3 separate regions of the Homo sapiens genome follow, and all the other regions are linked to region 1. The links are chromatin loops, found by intact Hi-C in ENCODE. Cell type or tissue: ovary. All regions are shown on one strand.

Region 1 (2,500 bases):
ACTATACAGGAAAGGACCAACATGACAACTGATATTTACAATTTCTGTACATCAAATTGGGAAAAATATTTCCAACACACAGAACAATAGTACAAAGAGCCCAATTACAGAGCAATAAGTCACCCACAAATGTCCCGATTGCAAATGGGCAAAGGACTGAAAACCCACAAAGATAAATGCCCAAGAAATACTTACAAGAGAAGTTTAAGCTCGTCAGTAATCAAATCAGCAAAAATAAAGACGGGGTATTACTTTTCCCTAATCAGAATGATAAAGGTGAATAATGGAAATAACACAATTAATCTTGAGGCCTGGGTGGGCACACCGGCACTCATGGTTTGGGAGGAGGGGTGTCCTGCACGCTGGCTGAGAACATGGCTTCTGGAGAGAGGCCACCTGGCTCCTCTAAGACCCATCTGTCTACTGTGGGGTCTCTATAATGCAGAGAGGATGCCACACTCCTCTCCGCTCCCCCTCACGGGATTAAATGAGAACATCCCCGGGAAGGACATGGTATCTGCTCACCAGACACTAACCCAGCCCCAGCCGTGAAGGGAGAACAACTTTTCTAGATGGCACTGGGCTTTGGGCATCAACATTTTTCCAGCAATTCCATTTGCAGGAGTTTACCCCAAGGACACGGTCAGTTTGACACCCGAGAGACGGCGAGGTAGGGTTGACGGTCGAAGTGTCGTTCACACTGGGAACCACCTGGCTTCCGGGGGCAGTCTGGGTAAGTGGATTATGATGCAGCCCCAGTGTGCCCCAGTTCACTGCCAGGAAGAGACTTCTGCTGCAAAAACTCTGCCCAGTGTGAGCCCAGCAGATCAAAGCCCGTCTGTCTGTGCCCCAGAGAGACCGGAAGCCTGTTTGCTACAGCAATAAGGTTTTGTGTGCCTCTGCATCAAAGGGTTTTTTTCCTATCTTGTTTATAATGTTCTGTACTGACTGGATTTCCTACTGGCATATGTATCTTTTTATCAGAGTAAAGCTATTTTCATTTTGAAAACACTTTTGGGAAGAAATAAAAGCTACCTGTCAAAGACCTGCTCCCCTCGCCCCAGCCTCGCCCCACTGGCCCCAGGGGGCTTCTTGTCCTGATGTGTTCTGCCCAGTGGACACAGCGCACACTCCCCAAGCACAGCTGCCACCGAGGACGACACTGGGAAGCTGCCACCAGAGGTCGCAAGTGCACGCCGTCTGCCACGCACACAGAGCTCCTTGAAAAACCTTCAGCCTGGCTGAAGGAACCACAGTGTATCTCTGTTTTGATACCATTGTTGTGGACAAAGTAAAAAATAAGCAATCCAGCCAGGTGCTGTGGCTCAGCACTTTGGGAGGCTGAGGCAGGAGGACTGCTTGAGCCCAGGAGGTCGAGGCAGTGAGCTATGATCGCACCACTGCACCCCAGCCTGGGCAACAGAGCAAGATCCTATGAAGGAAGGGAGGAAGGGAGAGAGGAACAGAGAAAGGGAGAGAGGAAGGAAGGAAAGAAGGAAGGAAGGAAGGAAGGGAGGGAGGGAGGGAGGGAGAGAGGGAGGGAGGGAAGGAGGGCAATTCAAGCCCAATTCCTTCCCGAAGGAAGGAAGAGAGGGACGAAAAGAAAGAAAAGCAATTCAAGCCCAATTCCTCCCTGACTCTATCAGGAAACTCTACCATGGGTTGAAATCACCCAAAATCTGAATGTCCAGGTCCCCGCCGGAGGCCAGGGCTGGGGGCCCATCTTCATCATCCCAAAACTCATGTGGGAAATTTCCCCAAGAGGAGACAGAAAACAAAGCAAAGATTTCCTCTCTTCATTCCGCCCAAGACAAAGCATCTGAAATTCCACTCTCGATGTTTCCTTCATTATCTCCCACTTTCTACCTCTCCTTTTTGCCACAGGGGGAAAAATTCTTCCTGGGAAGGACATCCTCGGAGACACTCCCCTCCCAATTAACACCCATCTGGCAGCACCTCTGCCTGAAGATGGGTAGCAAATGCTAGTGGAGGGACCACTCTTTCCTGCTTCCTGGCCTCATGATCAAAATGGGAAGATTAGGCAGGTCGTGGTGGCTCAAGCCTGTAATCCCAGCACTTTAGGAGGCTGAGGCAGGTGGATCACCTGAGGTCAGGAGTTCAAGACCAGCCTGGCCAGTATGGCAAAACCCTGTCTCTACTAAAAATACAAAAATTAGGCAGGTGTGGTGGCAAATGCCTGTAATTCCAGCTTCTCGGGAGGCTGAGGCAGGAGAATCGCTTGAACCTGGGAGGCGGAGGCTGCAGTGAGCTGAGATGGCGACACTGCACTCCAGCCTGGGTAACAGAGCAAGACACCACCTCAAAAAAAAAAAAAAAAAAGGGAAGATTAAACCCAGAGTGACCATTACGAGTCTAAGAGTCATAGGCTGAAGCTAAGAAGTCTTCCCAGGTAAGGGCCACTCTGGGAAGAAAGTGCAGCCCTATCCCTTCCTCCACCCAGAGCTCCTGAGCTGCTCCACTGCACCGGCAGGTTTGGAAG
Region 2 (2,500 bases), 340 kb after region 1:
TGGCCATTGATGCACTGGTCTCTCTGTGTCTTCCTGAGGTCATCAGTAAGTTAACGCTGGACAATTACCCTCTACCTGGGCGCTGCTTAGGGCTTTGGGGGAGACCAGGGCGAGCAAGATATGCTTAGCTCACCCCAGAACTCCAGAGCCAGCTGAGAAGGCCAAGATCACAAAGCAAATGCCCAGGTTAGGGAACTTCCTGTAGCAAGAGGAGAAGAAGCACGTTCCATTCCTAGGCCTGGTGTGTGCAAAGGTGTGGGTGTGAATCATATTCCAAGCATAGAGAATCCACAGTGGCCAGAACTGGGGCATGGCTGATGGGGTGTGGAGAGAGAGTGGATCGAGCTTTCTGAAGGGTCCTTTCCCTGTGACTTAATGACATGGTGGGGTGCAGGAGGAGGTGGCCTGTGAGAGTCCTGGCTGCTCCACAGGGCAGGTATGGGCACACCTGGGCAGGGTGCCTTTCCAGACCTTGTAGATCACATCAGGAGGCAGGCGTGATGCAGAGAAGAGAGCCTCAGCTGCGAGCCAGTGGGACCACATGTTTGCTGCGTCCCCATTTTCTGCATGGGTAGGGGATGGAGGGGCTCCAGCACTGAGCCATGCCCTAAGCTGCCTTTCCCTAGAGCCTACCCCAAGATCCCTCCAGCCTGGATGTCCACAGCCAGCAGCCCATAAGCAGTTCCCTGGGAGCCATGTGGCAGATCCGCTAATACTGTCCTCTCCTCTGTTTGCTTTTCAGGAATAAAGTTCAACATCAGGCCAAGGCAGCCCCACCACGTAAGTTCTGAGAGTCAGATAAATCTCAGTGCACACAGCCCTTGGGAAACTGGGGAGGGCTGGGAAGAAAATTAGGAGCTCACATTGGATCCATTCTTGGAAAGAAAAATGTGTCCAGCCTTTCCCAGGAGCCTTGGGAACAAAGCCCAGGGCTCTGGACCCATGAATTTTCCCTTCCTTGTTAGAAGGCTTCTTTGCACGGTGCTAATAGAGGCCGTAAATCTGAGCCCGCCTGCAGGCCACCTATTCCCGCCACCCTCTCCCAGGCCAGGTTCCTGGGAGGACCGCGCCATCTTGTGGCCGAAATGACACTTACACCTCAGCGGGAGGGAGGCCTTTGGGTGCCGGGCCAGGGCTCAGACCGGAGGGGTCTCACCTACAGAGTCAGCCTGTCTCCCTCACCTGAGAGGGACAGGAACCCCAGCCGTGGTGAGAGCCTGACCTGTGTGGCCCTCAGTGCCCAGCTGTCCTTTCCACTCAGATAACCACTTCTCTTCTTGCCCCAGGACCTCCCACCAGGCGGCTCCCAGGATGGTGACTTGAAGGAACCCACAGAGAGGGTCACTCGGGACTTATCCAGTGGGGCCCCGAGGGGCCGCAACCTGCCAGCGCCTGACCAGCCTCAACCCCCGCTGCAGAGGGGAACCCGTCTGCGGCTCCGCCAGCGCCGTCGCCGTCTGCTCATCAAGAAAATGCCAGCTGCGGCGACCATCCCGGCCAACAGCTCGGACGCGCCCTTCATCCGGCCGGGACCCGGGACGCTGGATGGCCGCTGGGTCAGCCTGCACCGGAGCCAGCAGGAGCGCAAGCGGGTGATGCAGGAGGCCTGCGCCAAGTACCGGGCGAGCAGCAGCCGCCGGGCCGTCACGCCCCGCCACGTGTCCCGTATCTTCGTGGAGGACCGCCACCGCGTGCTCTACTGCGAGGTGCCCAAGGCCGGCTGCTCCAATTGGAAGCGGGTGCTCATGGTGCTGGCCGGCCTGGCCTCGTCCACTGCCGACATCCAGCACAACACCGTCCACTATGGCAGCGCTCTCAAGCGCCTGGACACCTTCGACCGCCAGGGTATCTTGCACCGTCTCAGCACCTACACCAAGATGCTCTTTGTCCGCGAGCCCTTCGAGAGGCTGGTGTCCGCCTTCCGCGACAAGTTTGAGCACCCCAACAGCTACTATCACCCGGTCTTCGGCAAGGCCATCCTGGCCCGGTACCGCGCCAATGCCTCTCGGGAGGCCCTGCGGACCGGCTCTGGGGTGCGTTTTCCCGAGTTCGTCCAGTACCTGCTGGACGTGCACCGGCCCGTGGGGATGGACATTCACTGGGACCATGTCAGCCGGCTCTGCAGCCCCTGCCTCATCGACTACGATTTCGTAGGCAAGTTCGAGAGCATGGAGGACGATGCCAACTTCTTCCTGAGCCTCATCCGCGCGCCGCGGAACCTGACCTTCCCCCGGTTCAAGGACCGGCACTCGCAGGAGGCGCGGACCACAGCGAGGATCGCCCACCAGTACTTCGCCCAACTCTCGGCCCTGCAAAGGCAGCGCACCTACGACTTCTACTACATGGATTACCTGATGTTCAACTATTCCAAGCCCTTTGCAGATCTGTACTGAGGGGCGCCGCAGCTGGCCGGGGCCGCCCTGCCCCGGTCACTCACCTGTGCTCCCGGGCATCCTCCTGTCCCTGGCTCCTCATCCTGGGAGCAACAGGGCTCTGAGGA
Region 3 (2,500 bases), 340 kb after region 1:
CCAGCCCCCAGAATCACATGAGCCAGTTTCTTAAAATCAACCCGTCTCGCTCTCTCCTCTCTCTCTCTTCTTCTTCCTTTCCTCCTTCTCTCCTCTCCCTGTCTCGCTTCCCTCTCTCCTTCTCCCCTCCTCCACCTCTACCTCTCCCTTCCCTCTCTCTTTCTCTCCGTCTCTTTCCCGCCTCCATATATATCACCTGTGGGCTCTCTGTCTCTCTGATAACCCTAACTAGCATGCCACCCCCCCATTCAGAACCCTTCATACTTCCCATGGAGTGGAGCCTGGCATTTCCCTCAGGCCTCTCTCCCCCAACCCGCCCACCTTCTCTCCTGCCAGCACCCTGCACTCGGGGCAGGCCATCTGTAGCTCAGCACTGCACTGTGAGGTCAGGTGCGTGACCAGCTGTGGGGCTGCCCCAGGGCTCGGAGGCCTTTCTTGTGTGCACCTTAGGTGTGGGAGCTGCTTCTTCCTAATGGGGGCATGGAAGCAGCAGGGCAGAGGCCGGCAGCCTGGGCTGTCCGGGACAACAGTGTTCATCCCACCAGATGCCACTGTAAGGAGTCCAGGTGGAGCCGAAGCTCAGAATCCGGGTACTGCACGTGCTGAGGACCAAGATGCAGTCGGGACCTTGCCTTCAGGGAACTCCCCACCCCCAGTCGGGCCAGCCTGAGCCAAGAGAAGCAGCCAAAAGCCCTGGAGGCTCCCTGGCCTGTTGGGCAATGGAAGTGGACGTGGAGTGGACAGCGCCAATGGGTGTGGGGCAACCTGCCAGCAGACTCAGCCACCAGAAGCCCCGGGCACATGGAAACGCGGCCACACAAACGGCCCCATCAGGAAATCCCAAAAGACCAAGAAGCACGACTCAAACTCCACCACAGACAGGGACCTGGGACTGGCATGGCCGCTCCTGCCCTCCTTCCCCAGTTCTCTCCCATGCCTGTCCCTCTGCAGATTTGACTCTTTAAGGACAGTCGCAGTGATGGGAGTGGCGGGACACTAGCATCATCGCCCATCAGGGCTCGGGGCTGGGACATGAGCAGCCAATGCAGCCGTCATTCTCCCAAGAGTGAGCCACCTGGGGCTGGGGGAGGCCAAGGGCTCATTCGAGGCAGTTGGGTCCTGTCCTCACCTGTCAGTGCTGCCTGTCTACAGGGCCTGACCAAAAGGCTGCTCCCCAGTTACCACCCTCCATGGCTCCTGGGCAGTGGGGATTGGGGCTTTTGTGTGGCACCCTGCAGGTCTTCCTCCTGTGAGCCTAGAGAGGAGCGGGCAAGAGACCCTTCTCCTTGGACATGCTGGTATAGCCTCCTCCCCAACTCTGCCCCAAACCCAGGCCTGATGACTAAGAAACTGGCCTCACACACTCATCAGTCTCTGCCTCTCCTCAATCAGGAGGCTTTTCAGCTAAACGCTGAGAACTTCAGCCAATGAAGAGTTCACACTGTGGAACACATTTGGCAGTGCCCATAACTCACGCCTTGTTTATTCTCACCGATGCTCTTATCATAGCGCATGTGTTCCAGCCACTCCACGCATGTCATCTGTCCAGAAAGAGAAAGTGCTTGTTTATTTCTTACTGTGCGGGGGGATGGAGCTCCCTTACAGATTGTGAACCTTATATTGACAGGAGAAGAGAGGTAACTCAAGACACCGAAAGTGGGGTGTGCGTGGTTGGTCTTGGATTCTGTCGCAGGGGTGGAGGTGGGGAGGCAGGGAAGGTGCGTGGCAGCATTGGTGGCGTTGGATGGAAGAGGAGGTGGGTTGTGGCTGGAGTTGCTCTGCAAGGCCACTGATGTTATCTAGATTGTACGTTTTATTTGGGGGCTTGAGAGGGGCTGGAGGTGGTTATACTGAGGCCAAAACTCCTTCCCACCCATAAGTGCCCCCCACGGCACTGGTACCACTGACCCCTGGTGGCAAACCTTCCTCATCCTCGTGAGCCCTTAGCTGTACTTCCCTGAGCGCTGATGGAGCTGTCCAGGGTCCTGACGTGCAGCCCACTTGGGGATGTGCAGACCCCTGCCCCAGGATACCTAAGGTTTCTCCTGGTTTTCACTTGCCCAGAGCCAGCAGTGGTTTTTGCTTCAGCCTTTATCTGACTGGTGCATGGAAGAGCAGTTTTCTTCCTAGTGGGGACACTAGGTTCACGGCAAAGGGGAGGTCCCTTTAGATTTCCTTCATTACGTTTCTTCTTTATTCGAAAGTGAACTTGTAGCCAGGTATGGTGGCTCGCACCTATAATTCCAGCCCTTTGGGAGGCCGAGGCAGGAGGATTTCTTGAGGCCAGGTGTTTGAGACCAGCCTGGACAACATAGCAAGACCCCATCTCTAACTATTTCTAAAATAAATGTAAATTTTTTTTCTTTTTCTTTATTTTATTTTATTTTTTTGAGACAAAGTCTCACTCTGTTGCTCAGGCTGTAGTGCAGTGGTGTGATCTCAGCTCACTGCAATCTCTGCCTCCTGGGTTCAAGTAATTTTCATGTCTCAGCCTACTGAG

The links. Peaks named below come from ENCODE experiments on the same cell type or tissue, not always from the same donor. Only the 100,000 strongest peaks of a DNase experiment are listed, where the experiment ranks them.
Region 2: a loop joins it to region 1, with 5 times the contacts of the local background. A loop is called at or near these places in 97 of 110 quality-filtered maps.
Region 3: a loop joins it to region 1, with 7 times the contacts of the local background. A loop is called at or near these places in 104 of 110 quality-filtered maps.

Annotation. Positions count from the first base shown.
Region 1 is chr19:33,429,671-33,432,170 of GRCh38, forward strand. All of the region lies in intron 9 of PEPD (peptidase D), which reads right to left. Among named protein-coding and RNA genes, the nearest start is that of CEBPG, 57 kb to the left of the region's middle. In ovary, no CTCF peak of the experiment used is centred here; a DNase peak (open chromatin) is centred at 1,158.
Region 2 is chr19:33,770,671-33,773,170 of GRCh38, forward strand. It overlaps CHST8 (carbohydrate sulfotransferase 8), which reads left to right. Exons shown (of 5, transcript NM_001127895.2): 4 at 743-780; 5 at 1,287-2,500. The coding sequence ends at 2,393. Among named protein-coding and RNA genes, the nearest start is that of KCTD15, 25 kb to the right of the region's middle. In ovary, a CTCF peak has its summit at 1,074 (motif pointing left); a DNase peak (open chromatin) is centred at 1,083.
Region 3 is chr19:33,766,080-33,768,579 of GRCh38, forward strand. The region is part of intron 3 of CHST8 (carbohydrate sulfotransferase 8); the gene reads left to right. Among named protein-coding and RNA genes, the nearest start is that of KCTD15, 30 kb to the right of the region's middle. In ovary, no CTCF peak of the experiment used is centred here; no DNase peak of the experiment used is centred here.